Regions from separate parts of the Homo sapiens genome. Here regions 2, 3 and 4 are each linked to region 1. A link is a contact called in ENCODE Hi-C or POLR2A ChIA-PET data. All regions are on one chromosome and are shown on one strand. Each heading gives the region's core, a stretch centred on a gene start or an enhancer-like site at or near the end of the contact. The rest is flanking DNA. Distances are from core to core; before and after follow the strand shown. Region 1 holds the start of AKNA (AT-hook transcription factor). Region 2 holds the start of STOM (stomatin). Region 3 overlaps STOM (stomatin). Region 4 has its middle 14 kb from the start of PHF19.

The links. Hi-C counts contacts between places; a loop is a spot of excess contacts on that map. ChIA-PET counts read pairs that join two places held with the same protein, here RNA polymerase II (POLR2A). Pooled maps may share reads with other maps.
Region 2: a loop to region 1 is called in a pooled map, with 5 times the contacts of the local background. The contact joins the promoter of STOM here to the promoter of AKNA in region 1. A Hi-C loop is called at or near these places in 1 of 168 maps with a recorded cell type or tissue (natural killer cell), 1 of 37 single-sample maps with no recorded cell type and 3 of 50 pooled maps.
Region 3: a loop to region 1 is called in a pooled map, with 4 times the contacts of the local background. The contact joins the enhancer-like site here to the promoter of AKNA in region 1. A Hi-C loop is called at or near these places in 1 of 168 maps with a recorded cell type or tissue (natural killer cell), 1 of 37 single-sample maps with no recorded cell type and 2 of 50 pooled maps.
Region 4: a pooled map shows a loop between it and region 1 (5-fold over the local background). The contact joins the enhancer-like site here to the promoter of AKNA in region 1. A Hi-C loop is called at or near these places in 2 of 50 pooled maps. POLR2A ChIA-PET finds 5 or more read pairs at or near these places in 2 of 52 experiments (activated T-cell and endothelial cell of umbilical vein).

What each region holds. Positions count from the first base shown.
Region 1 is chr9:114,385,333-114,389,976 of GRCh38, reverse strand. It overlaps AKNA (AT-hook transcription factor), which reads left to right and starts at 1,995. Exons shown (of 22, transcript NM_001317950.2): 1 at 1,995-2,117. LOC124902253 (a long non-coding RNA gene) reads right to left here and starts at 1,927. Exons shown (of 3, transcript XR_007061742.1): 1 at 1,724-1,927; 2 at 1,388-1,532. RefSeq lists enhancers at 1,703-1,992, 2,033-2,162, 1,633-2,368, 3,183-3,332, 4,103-4,162 and 2 more.
Region 2 is chr9:121,368,208-121,372,851 of GRCh38, reverse strand. STOM (stomatin) reads left to right here and starts at 2,602. Exons shown (of 7, transcript NM_004099.6): 1 at 2,602-2,725. The coding sequence starts at 2,665. It overlaps LOC102723324 (a long non-coding RNA gene), which reads right to left and starts at 2,959. Exons shown (of 7, transcript NR_187160.1): 1 at 2,886-2,959. RefSeq lists enhancers at 2,088-2,177, 1,637-2,597.
Region 3 is chr9:121,349,330-121,353,973 of GRCh38, reverse strand. It overlaps STOM (stomatin), which reads left to right. Exons shown (of 7, transcript NM_004099.6): 4 at 672-754. Among named protein-coding and RNA genes, the nearest start is that of STOM, 19 kb to the left of the region's middle. Within about 2 kb of position 2,618, at least 24 of the 41 ENCODE cell types and tissues checked have a DNase peak (open chromatin) inside an H3K27ac peak, as active enhancers do.
Region 4 is chr9:120,889,249-120,893,892 of GRCh38, reverse strand. It overlaps a transcript of PHF19 not described here. Among named protein-coding and RNA genes, the nearest start is that of PHF19, 14 kb to the right of the region's middle. RefSeq lists an enhancer at 1,053-1,272. Within about 2 kb of position 2,177, at least 10 of the 41 ENCODE cell types and tissues checked have a DNase peak (open chromatin) inside an H3K27ac peak, as active enhancers do.

The DNA of each region.
Region 1 (4,644 bases), core at 746-3,245:
CTCATTAGGGTTTGGCTCTGCTCCATGTGGGGCTGGGGGCTACAGGGAGAGCCCTGCCACCCAGATGTGGGTAAAAGGCAGGAAAGGGGATAGAGGGGTGGGCGATTACCAGGATGAGGGCTCCTGGTTCTAGCCCTGGCTACGCCAGATATTCACAAGCTGACCTTGGGAACGTCCACTCATTCATTCATTCATTCATTCACAGAACACATTCATCAGCCATAAACAGTGTGCCAGGCTTCAGGAAAGATATTAAGATCTAGCCTTTAGAGGAGACCAGAGACTTATACCTAAGTAGCAGCAATAGTTGTAGTAGCAATAATAAAATAGCTCAATACATGACTGTGTTCTGGCTCCCCCGCTCTACCCTTGGTAGGCATCATGTCATTGAATCTTTATAGCAGCCCCTGTGGGGTGGCTACTCTTCTTATCCCTGTTTTACAGATGAAGAAACTGAGGCTTAGAGACGTGAAGCCTCAAAGGTCAGGGCCAGCAGGAGATGGGGCTGGGATTTGAACCCAGGTCCACAGTGACTCTGAGATTTTTTTCTCTCCTACATGGGTGGTTCCCAAATCTGGCTGCTTATCAGAATTACCTGGAGGGCTTTTTGGACAATACAGAGGCCTGTTTTTTTTCCTCTTTCTTTTTGTTTCCTGACTCAGAGTCTCTGGGTCCTGGGTGGGGCCAGTGTTGGGAGCCTCTTGTGCTCCTGTGCCCGCTTTTCTGTGAAGCTCCTGCTTCTCCCGCTTGACTCGCTCTGCCCCGGGTACACAGGCCTTGCTGTTCTCAGGGAAAGCCCGCTGGCTCCCCCACCTTGGCCTTTCCACTTGCCCTCCCAGAACACTCTGCCCCAAACCTTCTTGTGGCTTGCTTTTGACCCCTCTTCCTTCCAGTGCCTTATTTGAATGTCACCTCCTCATAGAGACCTTCCTGACCGTCCTATAACCCTTCTCCTCCAACCCATTACTCTTGGCCCCATGTGTTCTCTACCAGGGCCAGTCACCTGGGACACTTAAAATGTCTGATGCCCAGAGACTGACTCTGTTGGCCTGGGGTGAGCCCCAGGCTTCAGTGCCACCTGGCCTGGGACACGGATCGTCACCCAGTCTCATTGTTCACAGCTCTCTCCTTGAAATTATACATGTGCTTGCTTATTGTCCATGTCTCTGCTAGAGTGGAGAGCAGGGGACTGGCCTGTCTTCGGCCCTGCCATATTCCCAGGTGATTTAAAAGCACCCGCCACACAGTAGGAGCTCAGTGAGTACCTACGAATGAAGGAATGGGATGGTGGGGCTTGAGGAAAGATAGCTCGACTGACCATCAGGATCGATCTGTTCCCAACATCTGGTGAACCCTTGGAGGGTTCTTACAACAAGGGAAAGTTTACCTGATCCGCCAGGTTCACACCTCCATGCTGCCCCGAACATCCCACTCTGGCTGCAGGACCACCTCGGGGTGAGGACGGTGGGTTGAGATGGCAGGAATCACCACGGTCTCCCTGAGATTCAGGTTGCACATTGGCAGAGTCAGAGCTGGAAGGGCAGGAGTGGTGTTGAGTCTGAGCTCTCACCGTGCACATGGGCCCTGAGGCCTAGTGAGGGAAGGAGCCTCGGCTAAGGTCAGGCCGTGGTTGAAGAGGGCCTAGAGGGTAGGAGCTACAGCATGCTGTGTGACCTTGGCCAAGCCTCTGACCTTCTCTGTGCTTTAGTCTCCCCATCTGTACCTGCAGGGCCTGGGCTGAGATGATCCCAAGCCCAGGACGTCAGGAGTTTGTTCCCTGAGTCCTTTCCTGGGCAGCGCTGACTGCGGAGGGCTTGCAAGGGGTTAAGCTCCTCCAGCTCTTGCTCTGCACGCAGACAAACCCCCTCCTTCTGACAAACACTTGTAGGAAATCAGGCTGGGCGCTTCCTGCCGAGGCGAGGCGGCCTCAACCACGGCAGGGGCGGGGAGAGGTGGGGAGCGATGCTGGTCTGTGAGCAGCAGCTTGGGCTGGCAGAACGGCCTGGAGGTGGGCCAGGGCGCAATGGAGACAGGGGGCTCCCTGGGTTTGGAACAAAGAATTCACAGGCAGGTCCCCTGAAACTGGGTCGGCAGGACGGTGGTGGAGCCCGAGAGAGGTAAGGGATTGGAACGGAGGAGGGCCCGGGAGGCCGCTTTCCTTCTGGACGGGCCAGTCACAGACTCTCCGGGACAGTCCAGGCAGCCGGACCAGCCCAGCCAGGAAGTTGCAGCTGCTGGAGCTGCACCGCTTTTCTCTTGGCTTAGGGGATCCCGGCCTCCAGGGCAAGGGTGGATTTAAGGAGGATTTCGTCAAGCCTCAGGATGCTAGATTCCAGTCCTAGCTCTGATTCTGATCTCTTGTGAACTTGGGTAGGCGGGTCCATCTCTGTGCCTGGGGTGTCGTCGTCTGCACCTGGAGAGTTAGTGTCCTTGGTTGCTAAGGGGTCTCAGAGACGATGCAGGCATGGGCAGCAGGCCAGGAGGCAGCGACGGCGCCGGGGGGTGGTCCCTATTGAAGGAGTGGCCCCTTATGCCAGCTGCGTAAGAGCAAGGAGAGGAGCCAAGGACAGTCCGAGGACCAGCAGACCCAGCTCAGCTCTTGAGGATGGCAAGACCAGAGCTGGCAACAGCCAGGGCACCGTTTCTCTTTCTCCTCGGCCTCTGCTGCTGGAGCGGGCTGGGGGCAGGGAGGACACAGAGAGGGAGTGGCTGGTGCTTCCTTGTGGGACTAGAGTCCACACAGCTGGTGGGAACCCCTTGAGAACAGCAAGTCTGTGCCCTGCCAGCAGGTGGGTGGGGGTATGGTTGAGCCTTTTTGGAAGGTCTGGTTACTGATTTGGGGGGTGGTCTTCCTTCCCCATCTCCCTGACACATCTGACAGCCTTGGTTTCAGAGTTGCGGTACCCCAGCTTTGAATCCTCTGTCTGCGCTTCCTGGCTGTGAGGTCTTGTGAGAGCAGGCCATGTCTCTGTGCCTCAGTGTCTTCATCTGGGAGGTGTCAGGGTGTGGGTGGGGGTAGAAGCAGGGTGGCACCCTGGACAGCTCTGGCTGGATGGGAAGGGGCTGCAGAGGGCACGGGGAGGCTGTGCGGGCTGCGTAGCTGTGCTGGCAAAGGAGAGCCTGGGCGTCTGGGCAGTTCTGAGGGATTGAGCCATAAAGGGAAGGGTCCCTGGCTGTGGAATGACTGAGCGGGCGGAGAAGCCCTGTGTGGGTGGTGGGGAAGAAGAGTCCATCCCACCCAGGAACTGAAGATAGACACCTCAGGGGTCTGTTAGACCCTTGAGAGAGCAGGGGCAGTGGCGGCTTGGGTGTAAGAAGGAGATGTGCAGAAGGAGGGTGCAGTGGCTGCTACTTCCTTGTGGGGCCAGTTTCTCCAGGGATGGCGGGGACCCTGAACTCCATAGCCCTCCCCAGCTCACACTGCTGGAGTCTTCACCAAACCCCACTCACTGCCTTTTAGGAGCAGCCCTGCTGCCCTAACGAGGGCTGGCTGGAACAACTCTGCCTTTATCTGGCATGCAGGGACACCTGCCCATAGCTCTCCTTCAAGGTCAGGCCATACTTTCAGACCTACGTGCCTTTGCCTCCGTGCTGTTCCCGCTGCCTGGAATGCCCTCCCCAGTCTTCTCCCCCAAATCCTCATTGTTTCTCAAGCCCACCTTAAAGCTTCCTTTGGTAACACTTCTGTATTGTACTACCCCCCACCGTTTAAAATCTTGGAACACTTTTACTCTTTTCTATATTCTTTGCATCTTACGTAGCGCCTGGTATATAGTAGGAAGTCATAGGGCTTTTTTAAAAAGTTAATTTGCGCCCACTGGGTGCTCAGTATGTATCTTTGTACTTTGAAATGTGACCTCAGGGAGGAGGAGAGAGGTTAACAGTTCTGAGGCTGTTGCCCTTAGAAGCTGAGTCAATCAGGGACTTCAAAGCTCTTTGAGTCCCATACCCTGCCTCCCAACCCACCCTAGCAGGGTGATATCCCCTTGCGATATCAAGAGCAGGTGGTACTTTCTCTATTTTACAGTGAGGAAAATGCAAGCCCAGCTATACACAGTGAGTAACAGCAGCCAGGACTAGCACCTGTCTCCTGATGCCCAGCCTGCTTCTCTATCACAGCATCGTCCCAGCCTGAGGTTGGCAGGTAGTTGGCACTAACGTGTGTTTGTTGACTGACTAGCTGACTGGCCAGTTCTGGGGCTTTGTGGTGAGGAGGGCCATGGCTCGCATGGAAGGCAGAGGCCTGGCTCAGGAAAGGCTCACTGGTTTAGGCGCCTGGGGGCAAGTGCGAAACTCTAGTCAGTCACTGCAGCTGCCTCTGACGTGCACCTTCCCCTGGTTACAGTGAGATTTCTGCCACGACTGAGTCATCCCAGAAGACAGGATGTTCCTCTTTGTGCACCCAGAGGGCTCTGTGATTGGGCAGGCTGCTCTGTGGCAGAGCTAGAAAAAAAGCCCTTTAAAAAGTCAAAAAACCGCACACCTCCCCCGGCCCCTTCCTCAGCAGAGGCTTCAGAATCAGAAAAGCAACAGCTAAATTGTAGCCTCTTCTCCACCTGCCATAACAGCAGGAGCCAGGAGGCCTAGTGAACTTCAAAGGGCAGGCCCTGCCTGAGGCCCTGGTTTAAAATGCAGATTCCTGGG
Region 2 (4,644 bases), core at 1,353-3,852, 7.0 Mb before region 1:
AATGGCACAGAACTATAAATACATTTTGTGCCACTGTCAATTTCCTGGTTTTGATACTCTAGTTAAGTAAGACGTAACTATTGGGGGAAACTGGGTAAAGGGGACATGTGACCTCTCTGTACTGTTGTTGCAAATTCCTGTGAATCTGTACTTATTTCAAAATCGAATGTTTTTATAAGTGCACCTTGTGTACATTAACATACTTTGAACATTGTGCAATAGAACAAGTCTAATGCAAACACAGCCTACTTTCCAAATATGAGGTCTTCAGCCACACCCCAAGAGAAGGCCTGAGGTTGGGAATGCCCTTGCACATGCTTTTCCCTCTACCTGGGATACCCTTTCCCACCTCCTGCACCGCTTATTCCCCTTCCCCAGGCTGGCTCCTTCTCATTTCTCAGGCGACATCTCAAAGCCCCTTCCTTACAGAGGTGTTCCCCTGTCCTAACCTTTGCTGTTCTCCGAATATTCCACTCCTTTCACAGCTTCCTTCACCATGTGTAATGATTCAATTACTTGTTTGTGGCCCATCTCCCAACTAGAGTATAAGGTAAACTCCACGAGGCCCTTAGCACACTCCCTGCCACATGGAAGATGCTCCAAGAAGATTTTGTTTGAATAAATGACCCCACCGACTGAATGGACTCCCTTGTGGCCAAGGGGACTCCAGAAAACTTTAAAACTGAGTTCCCAGCCAATGACAGGACAGAAGGTCAGACTCGCCTCATTATAACTTCATCGTATTGGAGTTTAGACACAACAGCTGACCAGCATTAACGTTAAAACACAGATCATAAGACTGACAGAACAGACTGTTTGTGACAATAAGATACCAAATTATAAACAAATTATACCTAAGGTCATGCCAGGCAAAGGTTAAGGCACACATCCCTTCACTTAGAGAATAAACTGTGTTCTAACTGCCACAAGGTTGTTCTCTTTCTCTAGCAGCTTAACAAGCACTGGCCTCGAGATAAGCAATATTAAAACAATTTGCAGCTCCACCAGATGTGGCCTAATGGAACCCCTATTCCACCAGCCATCATTACAGCTTTAATTGGACAAGAGGCTGATTTCAGTAACTTTCTCCTCATAGGAAAACTACCGACCATGGACTGGCTCTGGCTAGTTTACACAGACTGCATACTTGCACACCTTCCTGTCCTGAAAAGACCTTTTGACGCATGGGGTCTAACTGTAATACATGTATTGTTATTATTTTTTAGAGTCCATCAGGCTGGAGTGCAGTGATCTGATCATACATCACTGCAGCCTCCAACTCTTGGGCTCAAGTGATCCTCCTGCCCCAGCCTCCTGACTAGTTGGGACCGCAAGCACACACCACCCCACCTGGCTATTTTTTTTTTACTTTTTGTAGAGATGGGGACGTCACCATGCAGGCCAGGCATTTAACATTTAATTGGTAACTCTTCACTCCAAAATGAACATGGGTTGTATGTTACATGCATGTTTGCTCAATGGGCATGCGTCAGGACCACCCTCATGAATATTCATAGCTCCTCCTGTCACCTGCTGAATATGCATGTCTACCCAAGCTGTTCAGCATAAAGCCGCTACTCCAACCCCTCCTCCAACGAAATGCCTGTCTCTGGTCCTGGCCATTCTCCAGCCTGCGGAATGGCCACCTTGCAGGCTGTAACCCCTTACAAGAAATAAAGTCTCCTCTCCTGTTTTTTTGTTTTTTGTTTTGTTTTTTTGAGACGGAGTCTCGCTCTGTCACCCAGGCCATCTCGGCTCACTGCAACCTCTGCCTCCCAAGTTCAAGCGATTCTCCTGCCTCAGCCTCCCAAGTAGCTGGGATTACAGGCGCGCGCCACACGCCCGGCTAATTTTTGTATTTTTAGCAGAGACGGGGTTTCACCATGTTGGCCAAGCTGGTCTCGAACTTCTAACCTCAGATGATCTACCCGCCTCGGCCTTCCAACGTGCTGGGATTACAGGCGTGAGCCACCGCGCCCGGCCTCCTCTCCTTTTCCAAATTTATACATTTTGATTTTCTTAACACACCTCACTCGAGTTCGTTCACTTCGGCTGCGGCGTGATCTGCCGGCCCTCTCAGCTCAGGCTGACCTCAGCGCCCTCACTTCGGCCACTTCTGTGTCCCTCAGTCTTCTCCCCTCAACTCGGACCTCGCGCCCTCATGACAGGGCGCCATTTTCTTCCCTCTAACTCCTCAGCCCAGAGGAGGCGCCTTGGTCCCGTACCTCTGCCCGGCAAGGCGACTTTTCTTCACTTGCACTTTTGCCTCGGGTCATCCTCTGCTGCTACCTCCCCACTATCCTCACCATCTGCTCCACGTCCCGTGGCTTCCGCCCTCCCTTCCGGTGCAGGGCCCCGGCCTCATACCCACAGCCTTGGGGGCTCTCGCCCCTCAGGCCACGCCCCTCAGGCCACGCCCCTCAGCCCACAGAACTAGCGGGAAGTGACTGCGAAGCAGTCGCGCCGTGGAGGGACAGGAGGGCGGGGATTGGGAGGTGGGTCCTCCTCGATCCTGGGCGTTGATTGGCCAACTCTCACGAGGGCGGGACCTCGATTGGGGGCGGGGCGGCAATCTGGGTCTTGTGCCTCTGGCTCCTCAGGGCATTCCCGGCGGCTCCGGGTTTGGCAACGAGGACGGGGGAGTGCGACTGCGTCTCGGGCAGCATGGCCGAGAAGCGGCACACACGGGACTCCGAAGCCCAGCGGCTCCCCGACTCCTTCAAGGGTGAGTCCCGCGTCCCCTGACCCTCCCCCGTGGACCGAGCCCCCGCCCGCAGCGTGCGCTCCGAGGTCTGACAGCCGGGCTCCTGGCCAGTCTCCGCTGCTTCGGGCTGGGCGAGATCTCAAAGCCGCGGCTCCTCCCTAGTAAACTGAGCATCACGAACCCTGTTTGGCAGACTGAGGTCACGATGGAGGGGTGGCGGGCTGCCAACGGCACGTTTCCCATCGCACGGGCCCTGGTTATCTCGCGGCCGCCAGATGCCAAGCCCCATGCCAGGGCTGCACTATCTCGTGTCACGCACGCGGACTAGGAAACGCAGAGGGAACTGGCAGCCAGCGAGGCGGGGACCGGGACCCCACATCTCACCCTTTGCCCACTCCCCTTCTTTCCCGACTCACTCTCTCGAAGGCCGCCTCCTCCACCCAGCCCTGGCCTGGCCCCAGGGTGAACCCCCTCCTCCCCCAATCCCACCTCCCGAAACTTAGACCGATTTGCAGAAGGAAGAAGTCTCTCTGGCTTTCTTCTTACCTCTCTTTCTAGCTCCACTTTCTGCCCCATTTTTCCCCCTCCGCTTTCCTCTGCGTTTTGGAGAACTCTCCTTCCCGGCTTTTGTTCCTCGCCAGGAACCCTGAGTTCTCCCACCCTCACCCCCACCCTCCCTTCCCAGTCTTCAAGGCAGGAGCTGTAAGTGGCTCAGTCTCGTTCCCCTGTGGAGGAACTGGTACTCTGGGGAGGGGGTTCCAATAAAGAGAGATGGTGGACCTCTCAGGAGTCCTGGTACCCACTCAGGAGCTCTTAGTGATCCAGAGGAATTACAGTGTTTCTAAAGATGGAATTTCAGGCAGGATGGCAGTGAAAGCAATTTAGAGGGCTGGGTGGTCCTTTCCAGGACCCCTCAAAGAACATGACATTGGAGTCATCTATTCTGATTATTTGTAAAGCCAGCTTTATCCACAGCATCTTAGCTATAAGTTCCATTTCCCTTGTCCAGGGATCCCTGTGTTCAGTTCCTTCCCAGGAGCATCAAAGGAATTACAGAAATCTTTATTCCTCACTTTTTGTCTACTAATAACGTTGCAGGTTATCTTCCCAAATGGAGAGTGTAACAGGGAGGAGTTGATGAGAATAATGGCAACCACAACAACAAAAATTGAAACTAAATAGGTCAGGCTCCGTATCACTTTTTTTTTTTTTTTTGAGACGGAGTTTCGCTTTTCTTGCCCAGGCTGGAGTGTGATCTCCGCTCACTGCAACCTCCGCCTCCCGAGTTCAAGTGATTCTCCTGCCTCATCCTCCCAAGTAGCTGGGATTACAGGCGTGCACCACCATGCCCAGCTGATTTTGTATTTTTTGTAGATACAGGGTTTCACCATGTTGGTCAGGCTGGTCTCAAACTCCTGACCTCAAGTGATCCACACGCCTCGGCCTCCCAAAGTGCTGGGATTACAGGCATGAGCCACCGCGACCCCCCCAGTGCCACGTATTTTATGTATATATTATTTTATTGAATCTTCACAACAGATGATGTGGTAGGTATTCTTATCCCCATATTATACTTGATGAAACTGATAGTCAAAGAAGTTAAATTACTTAAAGTCACTTAGTTTGTATTTAAATCTAGATTTGACTGATTCTAAAACTTGAATAGGGAAAAAATGGGTGGTAACTGCCTCTTCGATAGTTAGTTGTCTTTTCCTAGATAAAAAGGTGGGTATTAGCATGCATTCCTCAATACCCTGACCTCCTGGTGGGAAACTGCAGTGGCAAATCTGCTTGGAGTTCTTTGAGAATCAACATGATCTTTGTACTTAATGTTTATTTACAGACAAGTGGTCATAGATGAGTTTTTAACTTCCAGTTTTTTTCCTTGGTTCTACACTTAACTACTGTTTAGACAGAAATCTTTCAAGATCTAATGAAAA
Region 3 (4,644 bases), core at 1,369-3,868, 7.0 Mb before region 1:
ATGATCAAGTACTCACAGAGAGCTGTGAGAAAAGAGAAAACCAGAGAAGTGTTACTGATCTGAACTAGTCGTAGGCTGAGTCAAGGCTTTCTGGAAGTTACATCTTGACTGAGTCTTGAGGTCTGAAAAGGTGTTAACCAACAGGAGGTGTTTGCGGCGGAAATAGCAACATACACAAAGCAACAAAGAGGAGAGTATTGCAGATTCAAGAAACTGCAAGTAGATCAGTCCAGCAAGAGTGCAGGGTGTGAAGAGAGAGGAAGTGGCTGAAGAGGGGAACAAAGGCGGGTTATGCAGGACCATGCGTGGGGGAGGGTTTGTATTTTAGGGGGGATTGCTCGGCTTGCAGCTTAGGAAATAGATTATAGGAGAGAAACTACAAAAAATAGAAAGATGGCCTGGGAAACGATTGCATTGGTCCCAGTGGGGCGGTGGGGAGAAGAGTGATAGCAACAGTAGATTAAGGAAATGAACTCCACAGACCTTAGTGGAGACAGTCAAATGTGGGAAGTAAGCAAGAGGAATCAAAGTTATCATTCCTGGCTTCTGGCTCATTCACGAAGATGAACTGGTGACTTTTCAGTTCACTAGGTTGATTTTCTTAAAACTGAATGGAGAAGTGAACTGATTAGGTTGCTGGTGTCTGTATAATGTGTGTATCTTTGTTGCAGGTTTGTTTTTTATTCTGCCATGCACTGACAGCTTCATCAAAGTGGACATGAGAACTATTTCATTTGATATTCCTCCTCAGGAGGTAAGGTTTTCTTTGAATAACTGAGGTATCATATGTGAAAGTGCTTTACAATGAGGGACAGAATAGTTAGAGTGTAGGCTTTATTTATTTATTTATTTTAAATTTTTGTTTGTTTGTTTGTTTGTTTTAATTGGAATCTTGCTCTGTCACCCAGGCTGAAGTGCAGTAGTGTGATCTCAGCTCACTGCAACCTCCGCCGCCTGGGTTCAAGTGATTCTCGTGCCTCAGCCTCCCGAGTAGCTGAGACTATAGATGTGCGCCACCACGCCCGGCTAATTTTTTTGTATTTTTAGTAGACACGGGATTTTGCCATGTTGGCCAGGCTGGTCTCGAACTCCTGACCTCAGGTGATCCGTTCTGGCCTCCTAAAGTGCTGGGATTACAGGCATGAGCCACCGTTCCCTGCCAGAGCACAGGCTTTAGACCTTGACTGCCTTCAGCATTTCTAGCTCAGTGACCTTAAGCAAGTTCTTTAACTTTTCTGTGCCTCAGTTTCCTCATCCAGAAAATAGACATTTGTAATAGTAAGAACTACTGTATAAGGTGGTTCTGAGAAGTGAGATATATGTGCCAAGTGCTTAGAGCAATGGCTGACAAATAGTAAGTGCTATATAAGTTCTTACTGTTACTATTACAGTTGGCCCTTTGCATGCATGGGTTTTGCATACAGGGATTCAGCCAACCGCAGACTGAAAATATTAGGAAAAAACTCCACAAAGTTCCAAAAAGCAAAACTTGAATTTGCCATGCATCAAGCATGGCATTGAATCCACATGAATAAAGTGATGTGTAGGTATTGTATTGGATAATAGAAGTAATCTAGAGATGATTTAAAGTGTACAGGAAAATGTACATAGATTATACGGTTGGCTCCATGGATCAAAAATATTTAGGGAAAAAAGCAATTGACAATGATACAATAATACAAATTTTTAAAAACGGTGTAGTATAGCAACTATTTATGTAGTATTTACATTGTGTTAAGTATTATAAGTACTTCAGAAAGGATTTAATGTATAAAGGAGGATGTGCATAAGTTATATGCAAATATTGTGCCACTGTATATAAGAGACTTGAGCATCCTTGGATTTTGGTATCCTCTGAGGGTCCTAGAATCAATCTCCCACAGATACCGAGGAATGATTATTACAAAACATAGTGTAATGCTAATGTAAGTATAATAATATCATCATTGTTATTACTATCAACATTTTTACTACCACATTTCTCTTCTATGGGTTTCTGATAGAAAACCCTATTAGTTCATTATTTTTTTTCTTAAGGTTTTATTCTAGATAAATTGGTTAGAAACCAAAGAATTAGAAACTGCTTGTTGGGCATTTTAGATAAAACATAATATTTTATACTAGTGATTATTTTGTGCCTTTTCAAACTACTTCACAAGTATTATCATAGATGAAACTCATGGCAGAATCCCTAGAAAGTATATAGTTGCAGTGAAACAAAGGAATTCCTCCAGATTACAGTGGCAGAGCCAAGACTAAAATTGAGCTCTTCGGATTCTTTGTATAGTGCTGTTTTTTCCACAGCTCCATGCTAAATGCATTGTACATGAGCTCCCTCATAGCCCCCGAAAAAGTGATGGCCATCCTGGGAACCATGTCCTTAGGAGACTTAATAACCGTTGCATACAGAAAACCTGAAAACATCATGAAGGGGGAAGGACAGAAGAATGCTGTCAGTGTTTCCTGGCCAAAGGCCAGATACTCAGCATGGTGATGGAGCCTGGCCATGTTGCCTTCTCATGTCACAAATACCAGAAACCAGCTTAGGAACTTCCTTGTTGGTACTGATCCAAGAAGTGGGTGGGGTCAGACTTTATAATCCACCCAAAGTTAGTGATGCCAGGAATCATTTTGCCCACATTTTACTCATAAGAACAAGACTGAGAGTATCACTGTATTCTCTGTGTGTTTTCCCATCGTCTAAGGAAGATTGAGTCTCAGAAGGAGCCCTTCAGGGTAGCTGGACATTCTGGCATTTTCCACTATAAACATTACAGACATCTGGCAGAGTTGCTGTTTAAGCTTCTGCTTTCCAGTGGCCCTCTCCTATTCTGCAAGCTGCTGAATGCAAAGCAGATTGGAACTTGGCAGCAATCCTTTTTCTGATCCCCTGTGAAGTTTCTGTGAAGGGAGATAAACCCTTGCCGATGATAAACAGTAGGCAGAGAAGCTGTAGCTTTAGAAAGAAGCTGTGGCAAAGTCAAAGTGGCAAGAATTTGGGAATGACACACATTTTCCCATCATGTCATGGGAAATAATTAGTTTTCATACAAGATGGTAATACACTGTACATTTATTTATAAATCCTCCACTTCTCTTCCATGTTAGAAGTATTTTGAGATTACTAAAAAAGGATCACTGCTTTGATGTCTGGCAGGGCTAAACAGCCATGTTACAACATTGTTATTATTACCTTCCATTTTCATAGCTGTTTACTCTTTCAAAAGGGCTTCATTCACAAGTATGTTCTTATTTGATCTTCACAGAAATTTGGATAGAATTAGGCAGTATTATTAGCGCCATCTCACAAATGAGGAATCTGTTGGTCAAATGGGTTAAAAACCTTGCTAGAGGCCATCCAGGGACCTGAAGGCAGAGATGGGACTCAGTTCAGGTCTCCTAACTCTCACTGCTGTGTTCCTCATCGGTCACTGTTCTCAGGACCACATTTCAGTTCAGCTCCTCTCTCATTTATTGACTACCCGCTATGTTTCAAGCACTCTGCCAGTGTTAGAGTTACAAAGAATTGCCCTGAAGAAATTCATAGTCTAAGAGAGAAGTAGAAATGTGAATAAATAATGTCACTACAGTAAGGTGCAGTGGATGTGCAAGGGAAGAGTGCTTAACTCTGCCAAGTAAGCCAAGAAAGTTTCACAGAGAGAAGGACATTTAAATGATCAGTAGAAAGGTGCCAGCCTGATGTTGTTAGTGAGAGAGGCTGGAATTCCCAGGCTGGAGCAATCTTCCTGCCTCAGCCTCCTGAGTGGCTGAAACTACAGGTGTATGCCATCATGCCCAGCTGGCTTGTTTATTATTATCTAAATTAACTTATTACAGTTAATCAAGTCAGTGTTTTATTCAGTAAAGTTACCACCATTATCCAAGATGAAATAATAAGACAGCTCTTACGTGCCAGGAACTTTTCTGAGCACTTGAATGTATTTAACGCATTAATTCTAGCAAGAATGCAAAGTAGGTACTATAATTAATCTCTACTTTACAAATGAGAAAACTGAGTCCCAGTGAGTTTTAAGTGATGGATGTAACTATTTTCCTGGAGCCTCTCACTCAGATAACTTCTTAGCTTAAAACAAAAATATGTCATGTTTAGCATTTTTATGTAGCATGCTGTAAAATATGTTTTGATGCTGACCTTGCCCTTTAAAAACATTCCCCATGCACTTTTTGTTCCAGTAATATTGTGGAACTTGTAGTTTATCAAACCTTGACTCTCTAGTGCCTCTCTCTTGAATATTCTTCCACTCCACCCAACACCCTCAGAAAAATTGTATTCCTTTCTTCAAGATTCAATTCAGGTATCACCCCTGCCACCCACAGCTGCCCCTAAGAGTTTCCTTTGATTCCCTAACCTCCTTCAAAGGAGGAACCAAGTTTTTTTCCTACCTTAATCCCTGGTACCTAGTACAGTGCCTGCTGTTGAGTGATATCTCAATATTATTTGTATGATTGAATGAATTAATGGACTTGAATAATTTATTTTATTAAATTTTAAAAGATATAATTAACTTTCTGATGCCTTACTAAAGAAAATCAGCTAGTGTTATAAGATATTCTGTAGAATAACATTCCTTACAGTTATGTTAAAAAAAAGTCGTTGACAGATGTAAAATTGCTTCCTTCATC
Region 4 (4,644 bases), core at 928-3,427, 6.5 Mb before region 1:
CTGCCCTATGCAACAGTGCCTCTTATGAATAAATTTTAGGCCCTTAGGGAAACCTACAACTCACCATAGACCACCTTCCATCGCAGGGATCTATATGATGTATTTTCTCCCTCGTAACAGTATTAGAGAGTTGCTTTCCTGACTGTCTGCCTGGTGTCCAACCCTCAGAGGGAGTGAGCCCCAGACACTACATTCAGTCATCTCTGAGTGCACCTCCTGTGCACTGCATGACGTGTGCTTTCTAAAGCATGCGTGCATCTGTCAAGCAAAAGGTCAAGGAACCGTTCAAAGATGAATTTGCTCACTTAAGTGATGACCAGGAGAGGGATCAGTCAGGGCTGGGAAGCTTGCAGAAAACTGCCAGAGGCTTCCAGAAAGGGAATGTACAGGGCTAGGGCTAGAGATTGGATGACGGGGGCAGACAGGACAGGGTCTTTAGCACATAAGCATGCTGAGAGGGGAGTGATGGGGCAGCCACACTCAGACAGGGAGCCACCTGCCATCACTGCTATAATCAGAGGGGCCCTGGTGTGGAGGGGAGCAGAGACCTGGGACAAGGAGCTGAGGGAATCGAGAGCTTCTGGAAGGCCTCCCCATTTTATTGACCCAGTGAATCCATGTGGTTTCTCTGTCACACTCTAGCTGGCTTGAGCAAAGGGAGAGCGTCCTCACTCATGTTGCACACATTACTGCCTTTACTAAGTCATTTAACAATGACATTCATAGATGAGGGTATTTCTGGTGTTGAAATAATCACAGCTGCCACTTATTAAGTGCCTGTTACATGCTAGGCACTTTACATCATCTTACTCAATCCTCCCAGCAACTCTGATAAGGTGGCACTGAGATTGTCCCCATTGTACAGACGAGGAAACTGAGGCTAAGAGAGGTTAGTCAGCTTGGCTAAGGTCCCAGTCGCTAGGAAATGGCAGGGCTATTGTCTTTCCATCTCTAAACTGCTGCTTTCCACTCTACCATCCTGCCCTCATTTCCTGAACACCTGCTCTGTGCAAGGCCCTGTGTGCAACCACAAAATGAATCATTCAAGTAGTCATGTATTCAATAACCCTTTTTTTCAGCACTTACTATTTTTATGGGCTTATTTATTTATAGCATGCCTTATTTCAGAAAGCACTTAACTTCTTTATTTGATATACAAGCATAAAATTTTACAGGAGTGGTCATGTGACAAGCATCAAACGAAAAACAGAAGTTGGAAAGGTCAGAAGCACCCAGGAATGACAGGTATACAAGTGTGGACCTTGAGGTCCTATATGCCATGGGGACAGGCCACAAATTGCCCTCTGACCTTTCTAGCAGCTAAAACTTGATCCCACGCAATTCAGTGTCCATAAGACACTGGCACACCATTGCTGAGGCAAATCAAAACTCTATTAGGCCCTGAGACCTGAGAGGTATTTTTTTAGAGAGTTGGCATGAAGAGAACACTGTTAAACGTGAGGAACAATGTCCCCAAACAGCCTCCCAATTGCACGTACGGCACAAGTCTCAGGGGCCGTTTCCTGTACCCGCTCCCCACCGCCTCCCCACTCCTACTCCGTGCTGGCCCAAGTCCCATAGCAGGAAAACAGCTCAAAAAAGAGAGAGCCGAGACAAGGCCAGGCAAGCACACCACCCTCTAGCTTCATCCACGTGTGGGGTTTGCCGCAAACATTGGTAATAGATGCTAAATTCAGGTCCCAGGTAAGTTTTGTTTGGTCTGAGCTGTGTACTTAAATGGCTTGAATTAGTTGTCAGCTTTAAACAAGTTTCACCTTTTTAAAAATTCAGATTTTTGGCATTCTCTTTTTAAAAAAGAGGGACTTGACAACATGGGGCCCACATTCCCAAAGGACAAGAATTTGCTAGAGCCAGTCGTTTTCCAGTCCCCGCATGGTCCCCTGGAGGCCTTTCTTTGCTTTGAACTTTCCTACCTGGCTCTGCAAGGCGTCAGGGGTTTGCAGCCTGTTTTAGGATGTTTTGAGCCCTGGCACATTTGTGTGCAGAAGGATCACCAGGAGACTTGTTTATAGCACAGGGTCCCTGGTCTGGCTCCTTGGATTTGGGGTGGGGCTCAGACAGGCATCCTTCTACCAGGTGACTGTGATGCTTCCGTCTCTCCTAACAAGCACGGAAGACTGGGTGGGGCCTGTGGGGGACTATACAGCTGCTCAATGCTACTGACTCAGATAAACAGATGACTAGTTTTCTTTCAACACAACAAATATGGCAAATATAGTGGGGTTCCGAGTTCAAGGTTATACTCCCCGAGGTGCCTGGAGTGCAGCTCCTCTAAGTGGCTGGGTGGGTCTTGAGTCGTGTGCTGTAAATTATGGTGGCGCTCCACCTGGGCTGCACCTTGAACCACCCGGGGAGCTTTTCAACCCACACTCTTCACCCCATGCCTAGGCCACATCCAGGCCAATCAAACCAGAGTCTCTGAAGATAAGAACACAGGCATCAGCATGTTAAGGTTCCCGGGGTGATCCCAAAGTACGGCAGGTGTGCGGGCTTAAGATTGAGCAAGGTTCTCTAGGCCAATACCTTCTCTAGATATTGACTGTAGCTGGACCAAGTTCCTCAGAGAGGGGAGGGGAGGGAAGGAGAGGAGAAGAAGGGGAAAGGAGGGGAGAGGAGGGGAGAGAAGGGAAGAGGGCGGGAGAGGCAGATGAGTAAATGGATCCTTACACTAACTGTGATGAGCAGAAACCCAGGCGCTCTGGGGCATGAGCAGGGATACCTAACCCAGCCCTGGGGGCTCAATCTCTCCCCACCCCTGCAGGAGAGGCTTGGGGTGAGTTTTGGGAATAAGGACCATCCAGCCACATGACGAAGGGGAAGGAAAATCCCCATCAAGGCAAAAACACAGTCCAAGGCTCTGAGGCCCAAATTCCGGGGAGAGGGGTGAAGGTTGTTTGTCGCACCTGGGTTAAAGGGTGGGGGTGGAGAGTAGGAGAAGAGGCTACACAGGTGAGAAGGTGTCAGATCACAAAGGGCCTTGTATGCCAAACTAAGAAGACTGAACTTGACCATGAAGTTAGGCAGACCCTCTGGAGAGTTTTAAAGCAAGGAGTCGTGTGGATGAACAAACCTGTGATGGGCTGGGGTTACCAAGGAGGGCTTCCTGGAGGAGGTCAGACTTGAGCTGAGGGAAGGATAGGATTTGGAGAGCTGACATTCTGATGAGCGGCTTCGGTTAAAGCTCACAAAAACCCTTCCCTCCCCCATGCCCTTTGAAATCATTTGAATCAAAGATTGCGTGTGTTAAAGACATGTTTGTCTGTTATCTGAAAGCTGTGGTTTCTCTTTAACAGATTCAGGGCCTCATCCTTTGACTCGGAACCAGGAAGGAATTAGGAGCGAGTCCTCCTGCCCAGAGAGCTAATTACTGAAATTCAGTGGCCTCACCAGGGCGAGTGGCGTCACCGGCCTGCATCCCCCAACAGCTCCTAATTTCTAACTGGTCAAAGTTAGACATTTCAGTACATTTTTATGGGCTGCCCAAAGCCAGCTGGAAGCTTTTTTTCCATAAACTCTCCCTGAGACAAGTAGCCAGGTTTCACATATTAAAATGAAAACGTCAAAAGCGTTAACAGGAAAAAAAAAAAAAAAAAAAAAAGCAGGCTCATTTGTGAGGCCTCAGCTCACAAAACCTGAATCAGGGTCCAACAGCATCTGCCTGTTTTTATTCTGCAAAGCTGAGATCAAGTTAAAAGGATGATGATAATCACTTGTTTATCTATTCACTCAGCAAACACTTATGGGACATTTACTGGGTGCCAGGTCTTGAACTGGGCACTGAGATGAGAAGCTGCCTGAGGCATGATGGTCCCATCCCACTGCCCTCCAGGGCTCAAAATACTTTATAGTTTACAAAGTGTTTTCACATGCAATTTTGTGAGCTGTGGGTGCCATTATTATCCACATTGCTTAATACATGGCAGAACCTGACCTTAGGTTGTCCAAGTCCAGATTCTAAGTCCAAGTCCAGTCCAGATCCTAGAGCCTGTCCACTCTTTCCTTCCTTCCTCTCTTTCTTTCTTGTTAGTTCTTTCTTTTTCTTTTTCTCTTTTTTCTTTCTCTTTCTTTCTTTCTTCCTTTCTTCTTTCTCTTTTCTTTCTTTCTCTCTCTCTCTCTTTCTTTTTTTCAAGACAGGGTCTTGCTCTGTCACCCAGGCCAGAGTGCAGTGGCACAATCATGGCTCACTGAAGGCAGCCTCAACCTCCCAGGCTCAATTGATCCTCCCAACTCAGCCTCCTGAGTAGCTGGGACTACAGGCGCCTGCCACCACACCAGGCTAATTTTTTAATTTTTCGTAGAGGCAGGGTTTCGCCATGTGGCCCAGGCTGGCCTTGAACTCCCAGGCTCAAAGGATCTTCCTACCTCGGCTTCCCAATTCCTGTGCTGGAATTACAGGCATGAGTCACTGCGCCCAGGCTACCTTGGTCCTTTTTTTTTTTTTTTTTTGAGATGGAGACTTGCTCTGTCGCCCAGGCCAGAGTACAATGGCATGATCTCAGCTCACTGCAACCTCCGCCTCCCAGGTTCAAGTGATTCTTCTGCCTCAGCTTCCCGAGTAGCAGGGACTACAGGCGCCTGCCACCATGCCCAGCTAATTTTTGTATTTTTAATGGAGACGAGATT